Linked DNA regions of Homo sapiens: region 1 is linked to region 2. A link is an interaction called in ENCODE POLR2A ChIA-PET data of the cell type or tissue named here. Cell type or tissue: GM12878. All regions are shown on one strand.

Region 1 (2,500 bases), 130 kb before region 2:
ATCAAAAATGTCCATTCTGAACAAGAGTCAAGCCAACTCTCCCTTCCCCCACCCTCTGTGATAAAAAGTCATTCACAAGTTGCATTGTTTTTCTGAAAGCATTCTAAATCTGAAAATGTCGAATAAATTTTCAAAGACACTAAATTTCAAAATACACTTAAAGTCAATTATTTAATAAAACTTGAAATTTTAATGTTTAATTCTCAACATTATAGTTTTCTGATTTTTCTATGTAAATACAGTTACTTCACAAGGAAAATTTTAGAATTTGAGGCAGGGCATTTTGACTTCCATACAAGAGTTTGGACTTCTACACTAAAACCAAATAATGCTTCATGTAAATATAATGTAAAACATAGGCTTTAAGTGGAAATAAATGACATGTATAGTGTGGTATGGTTGCAAACCATTGAAAGAGATGTCTTTCACGAACTTGCTCAAAATACCCAGATAGGCCGGGCACGGTGGCTCACGCCTGTAATCCCAGCACTTTGGGAGGCTGAGGCAGATGGATCACGAGGTCAGGAGATCGAGATCACGAGGTCAGGAGATCCTGGCTAACACGGTGAAAGCCCGTCACTACTAAAAATACAAAAAATTAGCTGGGCGTGGTGGCGGGCACCTGTAGTCCCAGCTACTCGGGAGGCGGAGGCAGGAGAATGTCATGAACCCGGGAGGCGGAGCTTGCAGTGAGCCGAGATCGCGCCACTGCACTCCAGCCTGGGCAACACAGCAAGACTCCATCTCAAAAAAAAAAAAAAAAAAAAACCCAGATAATCTGAAAATATATACAGATCAATGGAAAAAATTCCATTTGATATTTCTAGGCAGGATTTTAATGTGTGATAGCTGACATAGATTTCCAGTAATTGTGTATTTATTTAATTCCATTTTTTCTCACTGTACTCTAGATATTTTCTCAAACATACTTGGATTTTGGGAATTCGAATTTGTATAGTGTTAAGGTAATGCATATTTGAATTTATCTTGCTGTTTGAGAAATTTGAATTCTACCAATTACAGACAATTCTGTAATTGTCTATAACAACAGTAGGAATTGCACACTTAAAATCATTAAAATGGCAAAATTTATGTTATATATATTAGTTACACCACAATAAAGAAAAAGAACATAAAAAGGAAGAAAAAAATAAGGCTTTTTCTCTGAGAGAGAAAAAGAGAGACACAGTTTTGGTTTTCCCCCCATTGGAATATGGAGTTAAGTGCAGACCACTCAAGATACACAAATTTCTGACCAGAGCACTTACAAGTAGCAATTCCAAAATAAATACCAGTACAATAAAAAAGATGTTATATTCATCTTTATTTATTTATTTAAAAGGAAATAAATAATTTCCTGTAAAATAAAAGGATGAAAGCAGCTTGATGGCAGCAGATGTAAAGAAGGATTGAGGCTGGCCAGGCGTGGTGGCTCACGCCTGTAATCCCAGCACTTTGGGAGGCTGAGGCAGGCAGATCACGAGGTCAAGAGATTGAGACCATCGTCGCCAACATGGTGAAACCCTGTCTCTATTAAAAATACAAAAATTAGCTGGGCGTGGTGGCGCGCTTCTGTAGTCCCAGCTACTCAGGAGGCTGAGGCAGGCGAATTGCTTGAACCTGGGAGGTAGAGGTTGCAGTGAGCTGAGATCACGCCACTGCACTCCGCCTGGCGAGAGAGTGAGACTCCATCTCAAAAGAAGGATTGAGGCTGCTGAGTTAGGACGACAAAGGCAAAATGATAAACACAAGGCAGAAGGTGCTTATGCACCTCCCCCTGCCTCCAGGCTGGCCCTTGGGCTTGAAGAACTAGAAACACAAACTTGTTATCCCTCTTTCCAGAGTTCTCAAAATACAAGGATGCTAAGTCATGCTCACAAACTCGCCAGAAGCTGAAATACACAGCCTAGACTAACACAAAACTCCCAGCATGGCTGAAAATGCCTAGGGCCAGAATAGTCCAGTATTTCCCTTCAGGCAAAGTTGCACAGCAAATCAAAGTTTTAGATTTGTTTTTGACAGGGATTCAGAGGAAAAGGAGATGGTTTAATGAATTTAGCTCTGAGAGTCTCATGCATCATTTTACAAGAGAGGAATGTGCATGCCAAGCAAACCAAATGTTTGTAGCCTATGGCTGAGTCGTATCTCTTATGGCCTGTGGTCGGTGCACATGCTCATGGTGGTCACATGGGCTTCTCATATGCTATCATGGTGGACCAGTCTCCCACTGTGAGCCCCATCTTTGTGTTCACATTCATATTTTCAACCACCTTAAAATTACTGCTTGCTCTGAAATGACAGGTTAAAAGGTTATAAAGAAGATTTAGGTTTCAAATTTGTTCTAAAATACTTATAAATCAAGGGGGACAGATAGACAAATTTGTAAAAATATAGATTATTGGGGGTGATGGGTACTATTACACTATTCTCTTTAGCCTGTGTTTGAGAAATTCCATTAAAAATTTTCAAAATAATCTCTTCATTGTCCTTGGTGCTGGTC
Region 2 (2,500 bases):
TCTTGGACCACTGAAATCTGCCGGCCTTTCACAGAGCCCTAGAAATGAAAATGAATAGAAAAGCCCTTCTCTTTGTCTTTGGTTTTATTTTATAAGAGCACACTTATTACATTAAGCCATCTTGTATTGCCTGGGGTGCTGCTAAAAAGAGAAATAACCTGTAGGTTTATCATCTGTTGGTATATTTTAGGTTGGAAGTGTGAATCCTGCTGAAAACTTCCGTGTTCTAGTGAAACAGAAGAAGGCCAGCTTTGAGGAAGGTGAGTGGTTGACTTTGCATTTAGGAGAAGCTGTTTAGTTAAGCTAACTAATTTAAAGTCTAGATTAAGAACTGTAGCCTTTTGTTGTAACACTTTAGCATTTTTCTTTACTGGCGGATCTTTGTGGTTTTCCCTTGTTAGGGAGCTCACTGAGGCAACATTATGAGCACATGAAAGTGAACTCAGCACAGATTTTCTCAAAAGGAACTAATTTGTAGGTCTCCCTACAGAAAAACTTTGGGCCAACACCTTGGCGCTTATAGCTCCACTTCATTGAAGTTTTTTAGGATTTTGTCGTGAGCTATAAATAAAACACTTTTATGTCACATCTTCCTATTTTATTTTCTTCCTTTTTTTTCTTTTTTTTTTTGAGATGGAGTTTCTCTCTTGTTGCCCAGGCTGGAGTGCAATGGCATGATTTCAGCACACCACAACCTCTGCCTCCCGAGTTGAAGCGATTCTCCTACCTCAGCCTCCCGAGTAGCTGGGATTACAGGCGTGCACCACCATGCCCAGCTAATTTTGTTTAGACGGGGTTTCTCCATGTTGGTCAGGCTGGTCTTGAACTCCTGACCTCAGGTGATCTGCCAGCCTCAGCCTCCCAAAGTGCTGGGATAACAGGTGTGAGCCATCGTGCCCGGCCACATCTTCCTATTTTCAGAGACACATAATTCTTGTTCCAGTCCTAAGAGTTTGTGGCCCATTTATAGTAGACCTAGAAAGACCTTGATGCTGCCCCTAAATTTAATCCTTCTCAAAATGGCTGCATGGTCACTTTTCCTTATCAGGTAGTACCTAGAATCTCATTTAGGCTGTGGCTAACATAAAAATAGCTTTCAGGGATGCACAGAGGGCCTGGAACTAACATTCATTCACTTGATTGCATTCAGGTTTCTGTTCATTTACCCTTTAAATGGTGGCAACTGGCAGTTGTTAATCCTGCAGGTTTATATATAAACTATTATATTCATTATTGCTGGTCCAAGTCTGGCCTGTCTGCGAGCTGACTTCTACGTATGTGAGTGTTTATGTTTGTTCATGTGTGTATAGAACTTTCTCTTCCAACATCCTGCAGGGAGCAGGGGAATCACTTTTTTTTTTTTAGTGACAGGGTCTCGCTGTGTCACCCAGGCTGGAGTGCAGTGGCAGGATCATAGCTCACTATAACGTTGGACCTCTGGGCTCAAGTGATCCTCCCACTTCGGCCTCCCAAAGCTCTGAGATTACATGTGTAAGTCACCATGCCTGGCCAAAAATTACTTTTTTTCTTTTTCTTTTTTTTGGGGGGACAGAATCTTGCTCTGTTGCCCAGGCTGGAGTGCAGTGGTGAGATCTCAGCTTACTGCAGCCTTCACCCTGGCCTCCTGAGTAGCTGGAACTACAGTTGCATACCCCCACGCCCGGCTAATTTTTGTATTTTTAGCACAGACGGGGTTTCGTTATGTTGGCCAGGCTGGTCTTGAACTCTTGACCTCAAGTGATCTGCCCACCTTGGTCTCCCAAAGTGCTGGGATTACTGTGAGCCACGGTGGCATGAGCCACCGTGCCCGGCCCAAAAATGAGAGTTAAATGCCTAGAAGCACTACTGCCTGCAGTAGGTCTAATGCATCTTACTACTTGCAGTCTAGGAATCCTGGCAAGATCCCCAGATCTACTGTGCTGTTGTCCAGAGGCAAGCATGAGCAGCTGAGCCTCAGAGAGAGCTTACAGTCTACCAGGCTTAAATCCTGTCAGCAGGAATGCCAAAGGCCAAACCATGAGAATCTCCAGAGGAAGAACAGCTTCGTTATCACAGTAATCTGCAGTCTCTTAAGTGGGGTGTATATGTTTTTGGTTTTGAGATGGAAGAAGAGCTTTTTGTCCTGCTAAAAGTTGCCATATAGGAGAAAAACTTTGAGTTTTAACACAAAACAAAACCTCATGTAAATAGAAGGAGATCTGAAGTTCTAAGTGACAGTTTTCTAGGATTGGTGAAAACAGTACTTCAGAATTTCTCTCTTTAATGTATTGGAGTGATCAAGACACTTTCACAGTATTATACCTGTTGTCTGTTCAGCTGTATATTGTTACAGGGTGCTCGGAAAGTGGCGGAGATGCTGCTGTGACAAGTCAATGAACTCTTGTCTATCAAGACTATTGTGTTTTTGAAGGAAAATTGAGACTTTCCTAGCTTTCAATTGTATGTCGTCAATTACCTCAGCCAGTCAAAGTCCAAGGTCCCCCGTTTGGAAGTGATTGGA

What was found. Peaks named below come from ENCODE experiments on the same cell type or tissue, not always from the same donor. Only the 100,000 strongest peaks of a DNase experiment are listed, where the experiment ranks them.
Region 1: POLR2A ChIA-PET joins it to region 2 with 5 read pairs; 2 of 35 experiments call an interaction of 5 or more read pairs at or near these places.

The regions. Positions count from the first base shown.
Region 1 is chr2:216,027,781-216,030,280 of GRCh38, forward strand. It overlaps a transcript of MREG not described here and a transcript of PECR not described here. Among named protein-coding and RNA genes, the nearest start is that of MREG, 15 kb to the left of the region's middle. In GM12878, no CTCF peak of the experiment used is centred here; no DNase peak of the experiment used is centred here; H3K4me3 peaks cover 14 bases; H3K27ac peaks cover 537 bases.
Region 2 is chr2:216,161,789-216,164,288 of GRCh38, forward strand. It overlaps XRCC5 (X-ray repair cross complementing 5), which reads left to right. Exons shown (of 21, transcript NM_021141.4): 16 at 191-260. Among named protein-coding and RNA genes, the nearest start is that of XRCC5, 54 kb to the left of the region's middle. In GM12878, no CTCF peak of the experiment used is centred here; no DNase peak of the experiment used is centred here.